Regions from separate parts of the Homo sapiens genome. Here region 1 is linked to region 2. A link is an interaction called in ENCODE POLR2A ChIA-PET data of the cell type or tissue named here. Cell type or tissue: PC-3. All regions are shown on one strand. Each heading gives the region's core, and the rest is flanking DNA. Links, peaks and the distances in the headings are about the cores only.

Evidence for each region. ChIA-PET counts read pairs that join two places held together with the same protein. Peaks named below come from ENCODE experiments on the same cell type or tissue, not always from the same donor. Only the 100,000 strongest peaks of a DNase experiment are listed, where the experiment ranks them.
Region 1: POLR2A ChIA-PET joins it to region 2 with 6 read pairs; 2 of 35 experiments call an interaction of 5 or more read pairs at or near these places.

Annotation. Positions count from the first base shown.
Region 1 is chr15:41,278,134-41,283,763 of GRCh38, reverse strand. CHP1 (calcineurin like EF-hand protein 1) reads right to left here. Exons shown (of 7, transcript NM_007236.5): 6 at 4,875-4,997; 7 at 1,877-4,428. The coding sequence ends at 4,375. It overlaps OIP5-AS1 (OIP5 antisense RNA 1), which reads right to left and starts at 1,067. Exons shown (of 5, transcript NR_152821.1): 1 at 1,046-1,067. RefSeq lists an enhancer at 138-879. In PC-3, for the core only: no CTCF peak of the experiment used is centred there; a DNase peak (open chromatin) is centred at 2,303; H3K27ac peaks cover 1,572 bases.
Region 2 is chr15:41,472,983-41,480,648 of GRCh38, reverse strand. It overlaps RTF1 (RTF1 homolog, Paf1/RNA polymerase II complex component), which reads right to left. Exons shown (of 18, transcript NM_015138.5): 9 at 5,947-6,029; 10 at 5,037-5,124; 11 at 4,830-4,937; 12 at 4,126-4,203; 13 at 3,363-3,484; 14 at 3,134-3,191; 15 at 2,024-2,101; 16 at 1,451-1,546; 17 at 324-435; 18 at 1-68. It overlaps LOC105370790 (a long non-coding RNA gene), which reads left to right. Exons shown (of 3, transcript XR_932169.3): 3 at 1,158-1,222. Among named protein-coding and RNA genes, the nearest start is that of ITPKA, 17 kb to the left of the region's middle. In PC-3, for the core only: no CTCF peak of the experiment used is centred there; DNase peaks (open chromatin) are centred at 3,188 and 5,538; H3K27ac peaks cover 1,530 bases.

The DNA of each region.
Region 1 (5,630 bases), core at 1-4,000, 200 kb after region 2:
AGCTGTACCACGTGGTAAGATAGTGTGGCTAGGCCGCGTGACTATTTTAAGCCACTGTTAGGTTAAACTGTAGTACTAATAATTTCATTCTCAGGCCCGAGGGTTTTTGTTTTGTTTTGTTTTTTGAGACAGAGTCTCTCACTGTCGCCCAAGCTGGAGTGCAGTGGCGCGATCTTGACTCACTGCAACCTCCGCCTCCCGGGTTTAAACGATTCTCCTGCCTCAGCCCCTCAAGTAGCTGGGACTACAGGCGCATGCCACCACACCCAGCTAATTTTTGTATTTTTAGTAGAGACGAGATTTCACTACGTTGGCCAGACTGGTGTCGAACTCCTGACCTCAGGTGATCCACCCGCCTCGGTCTCCCGAAGTGCTGGGATTACAGGCATGAGCCACCGCGCCCAGGCTTTTAATCCAGGGGTAGCACAACACCTAGGGAAAAAATTTAATGCTTCCAGTTTGTCTCTGTCTTTGACTCTTAAAGGGCCCAAACGTTGTCCGGCTGTTTACAGCTTTGGTCAATACAGGAGAGAAGGATTCGTCACTTTTCTGAAGGCCCTCCTGCATAGAGGAAACCTGCTGTAACTGGCAGTTTTGTTGTTTGCTACACCCAACTGTAGGGCATCCTTTCTTCTGCATCATTTCCCAGAGGGGCAGGTGTCAGGCCTCTGAGCCCAAGCTAAGCCATCATATCCCCTGTGACCTGCACGTATACATCCAGATGGCCTGAAGCAACTGAAGATCCACAAAGAAGTGAAAATAGCCTTAACTGATGACATTCACCATTGTGATTTGTTTCTGCCCCACCCTAACTGATCAATGTACTTTGTAATCTCCCCACCCTTAAGAAGGTTCTTTGTAATTCTCCCCACCCTTGAGAATGTACTTTGTGAGATCCACCCCCTGCCCACAAAACATTGCTCCTAACTCCACCGCCTATCCCAAAACCTGTAAGAACTAATGATAATCCACCACCCTTTGCTGAACTCTCTTTTCCGACTCATCCCACCTGCACCCAGGTGAAATAAACAGGCTTGTTGTTCACACAAAGCCTGTTTGGTGGTCTCTTCACACGGACACGTGACAGCAGGGAGGGTATACGTGGGGTGGCTCCTCTTCGGGGTTATGACAAGCGAGGCCCAGCGTAGGCAGTGTAGGTCCACTGTGCTTGCCAAACACCAAGAGGGCTGTCATCTGGGTGGATTCTTAGAAATGCAGATTCCTGGCCTGGCACGGTGGCTGTAATCCCAGCACTTTGGGAGGCTGAGGCGGGTGGATCAGCTGAGGTCAGGAGTTCAAGACCAGCCTGGCCAACATGGTGAAACCCCAATCTCTACCAAAAATACAAAAATTAGCCAGGTGTGGTGGCACGTGCCTGTAATCCCAGCTACTCAGGAGGCTGAGGCAGGAGAATTGCTTGAACCTGGGAGGCGGAGGTTGCAGTGAGCCAAGACTGTGCCATTACACTCCAGCCTGGGCAAGAGTGAGACTCCATCTCAAAAAAGAAATGCAAAGAAAAAGCCATGTAAAACCAGAGTATGTCACCGCTGAGGCTGCACATGAATGAGGAGGTGGGCAATTTAAGGAATGGACATATACTGGATTTTTAGGCTTTTTCTACATTTAAGGAGTCAGGGAGTCAAGAATAGAAATTGCGTCTTAGCTGGAATGAATGGGAAGTGGCCACGGCTGACAAAACCATGTCGAAGCCAAAAGTGCTGGCCCCTCGATGAATGTTTCCACTTCATATATCCAGGCAGCAGCAGAGTAGACTGCAGCTGACCGTACAGACATAAACTTGAGTAAGGGAGACACTGTGATTTCAAACTTGAAGGGACTAAGTTACATAAAATTCTTGTAAAATGGACAAAAGTTATTTTGTTTCAACCACAAGTATTTATTGATGGATCGAAGATACAATTTTAATGGAACAATAAGGCACAACCGTGGATTAAAACACTTTGCTATACAGCCAAAAGGGGGGAAAATCTATAACCTTAGGAACTTTATGCCAATCAAGAAGCCTCTAAAGTACCTCTCTAATAGATCAGTATCAGACATTCTTCCCTTTTACATAATTCCTATATTACATCACTTAATCATAAAATCTGACTGATACTTCATAAAGAATTCCTCATTCATTTATATTTGAGCCATCCAGCCTGGCTACTCCCCTGTTCTCCACCCTTTTCCATCACTTTGCAGTGGTATTTTTTAGCAATCTTCAATAGTTTTCCAAAGCAAGGAAACAAGCAAGCAAGCAATGAGTCAGAAAGTCAACCAAGGGCAGATGTGTGGCTAAATACACTCATAGAGACATACATTAGGATAGCAATAGCCTGATTCACTGAAGTCTAAACTAAGCTGACTTGGCAGAAAAGTTGCTGTGGCTCGCTCAAAGATCTGTAATGCCACCTTAGGTTGTGCTACTAGTGCCAGACCTCTTGTTTTTAAGGGATTAGCAGTGGTCTAAACAAGAAGCCAGGGAGCTAATGTAACCAGGCAGCTAATGACACAACAGTCAATGCTTTGGACATGTATTAGGAGCAGACTATGGCTTCCGTCATTAACATTTGCCAAGTGTAAAATTCATAAAGAATTTTGCGGCTGAGCACGGTGGCTCATGCCTGTAATCCCAGCACTTTGGGAGGCCGAGGCAGGAGGATCACCTGAGGTCAGGAGTTCAAGACCAACCTGGCCAACATGGTGAAACTCCCTCTCCACTAAAAATGCAAAAATTACCCAGGTATGGTGGCACACGTCTGTAATCCCAGCTACTTGGGAGGCTGAGGTGGGAGAATTGCTTGAACCCAGGAGGCAGAGGTTGCAGTGAGCCAAGATCACGCCACTGCACTCCAGCCTGGGTGACAGAGTGAGACTCCATCTCAAAAAAAAGAATTTTGTGCAAAACTTCAAGACACTAAGGAAACAATCTTTAAATATTTTGGACTGGGGCCAGGCGTGGTGGCTCACACCTGTAATCCCAGCACTTTGGGAGGCTGAGGCAGGCGGATCACGAGGTCAGGAGTTCGAGACCAGCCTGGCCAACATGGTGAAACCCTGTCTCCACTAAAAATACAAAAAATTAGCCGGGCATGGTGGTGCACACCTGTAATCCCAGCTACTTGGGAGGCTGAGGCAGGAGAATCACTTAAATCCAGGAGGCTGAGGTTGCAGTGAGCGATCGCACCACTGCACTCCAGCCTGGGTGACAGAGCAAGACTCTGTCTCAAAAAAAAAAAAAAAAAAAAAAAAAAATTTGGACTGGGATATTAGGCACTTCCGTAACACTAATATTTCTACTTGGAAATGTGAAGTGGAAAACATTCCAGTGCACATAACACTGAGGCATAAACCATGCTGCAAAGGTGTGAATGCATGAGGCTTTATAGGGTGCCCAGCCTCCTTATTAAATAAAAGCCATGAGAAAGTCCCTAGGCATATTGTCAGAGCAGCCATTCTGGTGGTAACGGTGTCCCCAAACTAAGCAAACCTGTAAGCATACTGCTGCTTTTTCAACAGTCAACATTGCACTAACAAGAGGAGCCACACAGGTACAAAGTTGAGAATCAGAGGCCAGAGATAGAGTGATGTGGGCAAGCAACCTAGAAGACTTGGCTCCATACCTCTCACCAAGGCCACCTTTCAAAAAGGGTATCTCCACCCAGCAGCCTTTGATGACAGAGCAGAGTGCAGAGGATGGTCTCATACTTCTGAGAGAAGTATTGATTACCAAAAAGCTCCTGAAGAGGCAACATCCCAGAGGCCCATTTAATAATGAAGGTAAATAAAAACTGCCAGACCCCTGAACTATCCTGCCAAGTCAGAAATACATATATAGGACATAGCTTGTGGTGCCAAGTAGAACAGAGGAGATTTTGAGGCTTAATGAAAAGCAGAAAGACTGCCAGAGTAAGTGAACAGTATGTTGGAAGACAGGGAAGTAGGAAGCAAAGAACATATAAAAAGGATGAAGAAGCATGCTGGCAGACTCGCTGGAGGGAAGGCAGCAGGGCTACAGTCTACATCTGGTGAAAGAGCTTTGCTGGCTTGTTCTTGGCATGATTGCCTCTCTCACTTTCTCAGACTGGATGGATGTGTGGCATTCAGCAGCAGAATGGGGAAGATGATATTTATAAATGAAGAACTAGTGAATGGATACTGAACAGAAATATATAGGGTGTACCATTCTGTAATGCCCTGTTTATACACCAAAGGCAGGTTTGTGTTGACAGAACATATTTGGGGTTGTCATGCAACAGCAGTAGTACTTTGGGAGAAGGGGAATGAGGGGGTGGAGGTGGAGTTGGTAGAAGGAGGACTTTCAAGTTCCAGTTCTTAAATACTAGACCGCAAGGAACAGTTTGGTCTCCTTTAGTGAAGAAATCGGATGCTCATTTTCTGTTCTACATCCACCTTCTCCAAAACCTGGGGGAGAAAACCAGTAACAGTTACAAAGGTTATGAAGATTACAACACTCCCAAGCTCTTATCTGAGTAATGTTTTCCCCCCTTCCTCCTGTGCAGTAAAACGTAACTTTTTTTTTTTTTTTTGGAGGCAGAGTCTCACTCTGTTGCCAGGCTGGAGTGCAGTGGTGTGGTCTCGGCTCACTGCAACCTTGGCCTCCTGGGTTCAAGCGATTCTCCTGCCTCAGCCTCCCAAGTAGCTGGGATTACAGGCACGCGCCACCACGCCTGGCTAATTTTTGTATTTTTAGTACAGATGAGGTTTCACCATGTTAGCCAGGCTGGTCTTGAACTCCTGACCTCGTGATCCGCCCACCTTGGCCTCCTAAAGTGCTGGGATTACAGGCGTAAGCCACCGCGCCCAGCCACTAAAACGTAACTTTTTCAAACAAGAAGTAAGTGACCAACCTTAACAAATTCTGTGAAAGATATGGCACTGTCCCCATCCTGATCAGCCTCCTGAATGGTCCTGTCTGCGATGCTGCCCAGCTGCTCATCTGAGATATTTACTCCGACCATCATGCGTAGCACCTGGAAGACCAAGAGCCAGGAATTACAAGGGCCTTGGGAATCAGAGGGACTCTTTACTAAGATTAAAAATAAAGCTATCACCATCCTCCTTTTCCTTTGATGCCCTCAAATACAGTCATGCACTGCATAATAATGTTTTGGTTAATGACCGACTGCATATATAATGGTGGTGCTATAAGATTATAATACTGTATTTTGATGAGAACACATAGACACAAAAAGGGGAACCACAGACACTGGGGCCTACCAGAGGGTGGAGTAGGAGGTGAGAGAGAAACAGAAAAAATAACTACTGGGTACTAGGCTTAGTACATGGGTGGCGAAATAATCTGTACATCAAACCCCCATGACAAGAGTTTACCTACATAACTAACCTGCATATGTAGCCCTGAACCTAAAAGTTAAATTTTTTTTCCTTTTTTTTTTTTTTTTTTGAGACGGAGTCTCACTCTGTTGCCCAGGCTGGAGGGCAGTGGCACGATCTCAGCTCACTGCAAGCTCTGCCTCCCGGGTTCACGCCGTTCTCCTGCCTCAGCCTCCTGCGTAGCTAGGATTACAGGCGCCTGCCACCGTGCCCGGCTAGGCTAATTTTTTGTATTTTTAGTAGAGATGGGGTTTCAGCATGTTAGACAG
Region 2 (7,666 bases), core at 1,651-5,650:
CAGAGATCTCCTTGGAGCCCCATCCTTGGCTGGCGGAGCCTTGGAGGTGATGGCTAAAGCCTTTGACTCTGTGGGAAAGAAGAGCAAGTTGGCAGCTGAGGTCCCACAAAGTCCTCTTAGTCCTGTGCTACACTCCTGCAGGCAGCCTCCTGACTGTGGCCCTGTTCCCTCTCACCATACCCACAGCCTGTCTTGGCCTGGCCTGTGGATGCTGATGAGCCAGCATTCCCCTTTCTTCCCTAAAAGTGGGCTTCCTTGTTGCCCCAGAAAACCATGGATCCATCTGGTTCTCAGCCCTCACCACCCGCCCCACCCTCACATACCTGAGCTGGGAACTTGTAAGTCAATCTTCACATCAAAATCGTGTACTTTGAACAGATCTTCTGAGAGGTCACTGGCTGACTTAGAATTCAAATCTTTATCTTTGCCTTGACCCTGGAATGTGAAGAGGAAAGCTAATGGTAAGAGCATAAATGCAAGTGGATTTCAAGCAGCAGCAGCCACTAACGGTACGAAGCTCTTATTTGAGTTCATTAGATTTTCCTACTAAGGCCCCTTTCTGATTCCTTCTCTCAGAGGGAGGCCACAGACAAAGAGCTTTCTCTCCTGAAGGCTACAAGCACAGAGAAGAGGGCAGGCTTGTGTCTGTGGTATGAGTGTAGAAAGGGTGGGCTTAAGCAACGGGTCACTTCCTGACCTAAGATTTCAGAAATCCTGAGACCAGTTAGACTACAACAGGAAAAGACTTAACTTGGACAGAAAACTGCTTTTTTTTTTTTTTTTTGAGGTGGGAGTCTCACTCTTGTCACCTAGGCTGGAGTACAACGGTGCAATCTTGGCTCACTGCAACCTCCCCCTCCCAGGTTCACGCGATTTTCCTGCCTCAGCCTCCTCAGTAGCTGGAGTTATCGGAACCCGCCACCATGCCCAGCTATTTTTTTTCTATTTTTAGTAGAGACGGGGTTCTACCATGTTGGCCAGGCTGGTCTCGAACTCCTGACCTCAGGTGATCCGCCCACCTCCGCCTCCCAAAGTGCTGGGATTACAGGCATGAGCCACTGCGCCCAGCAAGAAAACTGCTTTTAAATGTGCCATTTTCAACAAGCTTTCACTTTTACAATGTCTGATCTTTGTATGTTATCTCTCCTCCTGTGAAGCTGGCAGGGTATACAGTAGTACCCTCATTTTACACAGCAGAAAAGGGGATGCTGAGGGCTGGAAGCCAGCTGCTGAAGGACATAGTCAAGGCCCTAGGCAAGTAGTGGTGTCAGGTTTGGAATTAAGGTTGTCTGTTGATTATATCTGTAAATAACTGGGATGGAGAAGGGACTCCAAGAGGGACTCCCTGTTCCTCAAGGTGGAAAAATCAAGCCCAAACTAGACAAGGTACTTGTTCGGTATCTCAGCCAGCAGCCTCACTCAGCAGGCAACAGGGTGGTACCACACTTGCCTTGCTCATTTCCTTTGGAGCATCTGGTAACACTCCAGAACCGTATTTTGCATTCAGCTGGGCCAAGATGGCAGCTTGAACAGCTGGGTCTCTGGACTGAGAGAGAAAATAAGTTGTTTTAGAGATTGCTTGACACTCACAGAGTCCTACTGCCAGATTCTTTCCCACCTACCAAACTAACATCACAAGCACCACAGCCGACCCATCAGCAGCTAGTGGGGTTTTCCTCAAAGCAGCAAAAAAAAAAAAAAAAAAGGCAATTACAAGCTTGAAAGCCAAGCCCAGCCCAGCCAGGCCCTAGCTAAGGGACACATTACTAATGTCTGCTGCACTGTAAACCCACCCTGATACAGGAGGATCAGTCACTAGGTTTTTATAAATCCATGCCACGTTTTCACTACCGATATGTCCTATAGCAAGATAAAAAAGGAAGTATCCAGACCCAAGAGCTTCAGACAAGCAAATCCCAGCTAAGAAAACATTATTTTTAACTTCATTATTAATTTCCTAATGGAATTCATTTTGTGTCCTAGAATCTAGGTCCTGACTAAAATGTCCTCTTTCAGCACTCACATTAGAAACGATGGTAGGCTTGCACTGCCGCCGAGTAAAGGGATCCATCTGTTGGTTTTTCATGTTGTGACTTTCAGCCTGAAACAGAAAGCATGCACCACAGAACTGCACCTCCAGCCCCTCCTCTCATTCACCATAAGCTCACAGGCAAATAAGTCTTTGCACGGGACTGAAAAAAAAAAAAGCTATTATCCTTTTCCTTTTTTTTTTTTTTTAATTTTTTTTGAGATGGAGTCTCGCCCTGTCGCCTAGGCTGAAGTGCAGTGACGCAATCTCAGCTCATTGCATCTGCTGCCTCTCAGGTTCAAGTGATTCTCCTGCCTCAGCCTCTCCAGCAGCTGGGACTATAGGTGCAAGCCACCAAACCCAGCTAATTTTTGTATTTTTAGTAGAGACAGGGTTTCGCCATGTTGGCCAGGCTGCTCTCAAACTCCTGACCTCAGGTGATCCACCCACCTCAGCCTCCCAAAGTGCTGGGATTACAGGCGTGAGCCACCATGCCCGGCTAATTTTTTTTATTTTTTAAATGGATTCTCGCTCTCTTGCCCAGGCTAAAGTGCAGTGGCACGACAGCTCACTGCAATCTCCACATCCCAGGTTCAAGTGATTCTCGTGCCTCAGCCTCCCAAGTAGCTGGGATTACAGGCGTGCACCACCATGTCCGGCTCATTTTTGTATTTTTAGGAGAGACAGGGTTTTGTCATGCTGGCCAGGCTGGTTTCAAACTCCTGACCCCAGGTGATCCACCCGCCTCGGCCTCCCAAAGTGCTGGGATTACAGGCGTGAGACACCGCGCCCGGCATATTATCCTTTTCCCTTCAAGAATACCAGAGTAGATATGGGGGAAACAACCAAGAAACAGAAATTGAGAAAAAACAAATACCTGTGGAGTAGAATCTAAGGGTGGGAAGAGGTAGGACAGGGCAGAAGACTGCTGCTTTTCATTATGAATAAATTATATCGATGTACGTGGACATACAGAGAGAGTGTGTATACGTTAAGTGCCTACGTTATTTCAATAATTAAAAAATAAACTTAGGCAAGATGTAGAAAAGATGTCATGGTTTATTAATTAACTTTGTTTTAGTGATTCAGATAAAGTTTTCTTACCACAAGGGCCTTCTCAGACTCTACAATGTTCCACTCCCGGTTCCGCTGGTTGATGTAACTGTGGGGTAAGAGGGATGAGTCAGTGGCTGTGAAACAAGGGAGGGAGGGAACCACTGAGCCCTGAACTCAGATATCTATGGGGTCAGTGCAGCACAGAGTGTACAGGCCACAGGCTTGCCTGATAATTTTGGCCAAGGTCTGCGGGCCAAAAATAGGCTCCATAACACACCTGATAGCGGATATGTTCTTGGTCCGCTGGCGGTCCAGGGCCTCTGCCCGTTCCTCCAGCTCATTCAGTTGATCTTGGATTTGTTTGGCCTTGTCCTGATCCCCCAGGTCCTCAGCCATGGCCTACACATAGAGAGATGTGTGAGTTCGTTCTTGGCTACATACAACTGACTCCATATCAAGTATCCCCTTACTTCCAGCACAGGCAAAGATATCTCATGTGGTGAGCAAAGGACAGGAGATGTGGAAGAATACTGTAGAAGTACTTTACAAATACAAGATATAATTTATATTATAGTAGTGCACAGTACAGTGGGGAACACCTTCCCATACAGCTACCTGGCTGTGGGTCCCTGGTGGCAGTAGAACCCCAGGCCTCACAGGGTGGCTAAACCACCATAACAAGGCCCACCCCAACCCAGTGTGAAGAATGGAAAATCACCAGCCACAGGTGGCCTTGACAGTGTCATCTGTCTGTTCAGACTCAGTGTTAAATACCACCCCAGGGTCTATTTTATTACAAAGGAAACTGAAGTGACTAGAAAGTAAGAAGACTGGCACACACGCAGAAGATGAGTTTGAATTTAGGGAATGGAAAATGGCCAAGGAACGTTGCCCAGGTGCCAAGAACACACTGTGTTGCTTATAATCGAGCCCAGAATTTTCTCCCAATCCTACCACCACTAACTTGGCAGAGGATGAACAAGTTTGATTTCCACATCTCCTTACAGGATGAGGAAAGAGGCTCGAGTACAACTCCTTACCTTTTCCTTCAGTAGCTGAGTCTTCTTCATAGCGTAGTTGGGTGGAGCTTTTCTGAACCTTTCTTTCTCTTTTACAATCTGTACCAGAGAGGAGATACCAGCAGTGAGGTATTCCTAAGCTATTTTTGTAGACAGGCTAAGTGAGCCCATTTTGGATGCAAACAGCTAGTTACAAAGGGGCTGCTCTTCCTACAGCAGTGTCATGCCCCAGAGAGAGAGAGAGCGGGTTCATTCCAAGGGATACTATGCTGCTTCCTGGGTCACGGAGATTCTTCTGGGACAGGCTGAAGGAACATGCACCAAGAAACAGCAGCCCAAGGGCCTGGTAGTGTAAGGCTAGCCACTGTCCAAGAGAACAGAGATCAAATAATTTTACCAAGATGTTTTAGAAAAGGAAAACTCTTGAAGGATCAAGCCTAGCAGAATACAGACCCCTGAACCCTAAATACACTTTAGTGTATGTAGCCTCATTTGTTGTCTCATCTGAACTCTGAATACACTTCAGTCTATGTTAGCCTCATCCGGACATGAGAATGTATAGAAAAAAGCTTGATGAACTATAAATAATCAGGTAGTAATATTAGTATTCCCTCATTTTCATGCATAGCTAAAAATGTCAAGATATAGGGAAATAAAAGAGAATCATGTTCTCTCAACACTGGTTCTTGATGAACCTCCGGGTTCTGGGGCACCAGTTTTCTTACCTCTTCAATGTCCTGATCATTGAATTTATAATTAAGAGCTTCTTTAATAGATAATTCCTTTTTATTGATTTCATCTAGAGTGGGCAACTGCATGCCAGCAGAGAACATCTGGATCAAAAACACGATACGAGATTATTAGTAAGGGATTTTGGAAAGATATTTTCTCAACGTGCACGAACAACTGCTAGGTAATCTCTAGCCACGTACCGCTTCTTTCCACTTCATAAACTCACTTTCGGTGAATTCTTGGTTTGAGACAAACTCTAAACGGAACACGCGTTGGTCATTGCCATGCCTACATAAAAGAGAGACAGCATCTCCAAGAAATGTGCATGTTGACTGTAGTACAAGCAAAGCAACCTTACCAGACTATGTACCACCTATATATACCTATTGCAGTGGTTCTCAATCCTAGCTACCCTATAAAATCATCCCAGGCTGTTTTAATGAGCTGCCAAGATTGAGATCCCAAAGCTAGCACTGGAAACCAAATGGGCTTGGTCAGTGCTTCAAAAGTCAATTTACAATAAAATCCATTACAGTCAACATCAACAATATGCAACAGAGCCTGGGACAGGGTTACATGCCTGTGGTCACAGCTCCTCAGGAGACTGAGGTGGGAGGATCACCTGAGCCCAGGAGTTCCAAGCTGCAGTGCACTATGATGGCACCTAGAGCAGTGCCTGGCACACTGTACATTCGGTAAATATTTGCTGAGTGAATGACACTTTCATTTTACTGAAGAGGAAATGAAGTCCATAAAAATGATCTTTCTTGTCACAGATGAGGTTATGACATAGAGCCAGAACCAGAAGCAAGCCTCTTGGACATGCTTGCCAAGGAAATGCCAGCGAGGCTCTGGGAGGGTCTCTCATAACCACACATTTCCTTTCTCTGTGTCCTACCCCTTCATATATTTGGTTCCCTCTAGAGGAGAGAATATCCTACCTTCCCTATAGACAAAGATGGAATACAAGTCTCCCTCCAAGTGTACCTTGTGGGGATTGCATACATAGCGTTCATGGTAACAAGGAACATCACACAGAGAGAACAGCAGCCCCCAAAGCCAGTGCCTGTTTGAAGTGGAAGCAGAAGCTACCCCAGAAGTGCCTCCTACCGTAGTTGCAGCCCTTTGTTTGTTCTGGTGCCACCTAGTTGGTAAACTTTGGCAGTTTCCACAACACCCGTAATCTCAGCGACCTAAGTGAGAGGACAGAGACGCCAGTCAAAACCAGACTCTTCCGGAGCTTTCCACAACACTCTTCCTTTGCGTCTCTCTACCTGAACGCAGACAACTGATAGAGTGCTGAGTAGAGTCCACAGCTGCCAGGGGTTCTGAGAAAGGTTTCTCAGGTTTAGAATCCAGATGGCCAAGCACAGGGAGCCTTGTGCCCAGGAGGAGAAAGTGCCAGCAGAAGAGGAGCCCGATGGGGCCCACTGGAAGCTTTTCCTCCAACTAATTCTAACTTACAAGGGATGTATTTGGGATTTCACCAGTTGATTTTTATCAACCAAATGTGAAGACCATGTAGGTCAGTTTCTGTTGCCAAGCATTTCAGGATATGGCATGGCTGCAGGTCCTCATACAAGGGGATAACACACATAAAAACCAGACAAGAATAAAACAAAACAAAAACAATCCAGGCTGGGCGCCGAGGTTCAGGCCTGTAATTCCAGCACTTTGGGAGGCTGAGGTAGGAGGATTACTTGAAGCCAGGAATTTGAGACCAACCTCAGCAACACAGAGAGACCCAGTCTCTCTTTTTTTTTGTTTTTTGTTTTTGAGACAAAGTCTTGCTCTGTCGCCCAGGCTGGAGTGCAATGGCATGATTTTGGCTCACTGCAACCTCTGCCTCCCTGGTTCAAGTGATTCTCCTGCCTCAGCCGCCCAAGTAGCCGGGACTACAGGCACATGCCACCACGCCAAGCTAATTTTTTGTATTTTTAGTAGAGAGGGGTTTCACCATGTTAGCCAGGATGGTCTCGATCTCCTGACCTCGTGATCCACCTGCCTCCCAAAGTACTGGGATTACAGGCGTGAGCCACTGCGCCCAGCCGAGACCCAGTCTCTACAAAAAAGAAAAAAAAAATTAGTTGGGCATAGTGGTGTGCACCTACAGTCCTAGCTACTCAAGAGGCTGTTGTAGGAGGATCGTTTGAGTCCAGGAGTTCAAGGTTGCAATGAGCTCTGATCACACCGCTGCATGCTAGCCTGGGCAACAGGGCGAGATCCTATCTCAAACAGGCTGGGCACAGTGTCTCATACCTGCAAACCTAGCACTTTCGAAAACCGAGGCAGGAAGATGGCTTGAGTCCAGGAGTTCCGGATTAGCCTGGGCAACATGGTTAAGACACTGTCTCAAAAAAAAAAAAAAAACCCAACACCTGGGCCGGGCGTGGTGGCTCACACCTGTAATCCCAGCATTTTGGGAGGCCAAGGAAGGCAGATCACGAAGTCAGGAGATCGAGACCATCCTGGCTAACAAGGTGAAACCCCGTCTCTACTAAAAATACAAAAAATTAGCTGGCATGGTGGTGGGCGCCTGTAGTCCCAGCTACTCGGGAGGCTGAGGCAGGAGAATGGCGTGAACCCAGGAGTGGGAGCTTGCAGTAAGCCAAGATCGCGCCACTGCACTCCAGCCTGGATGACAGGGCGAGACTCCGTCTCAAAAAAACAAAACAAAACAAAACAAAAAACCAACACCAAGCACTTTAGGAGGCTGAGGCCAGAACATCACTTGAGGCCCGGAGTTTGAGACCAGCATAAGAAACAGAGAGAGGCTGTTGCTACAAAAATTTTTTTTTAAATCCCAAAGTGAGGCCGGGTGCGGTGGCTC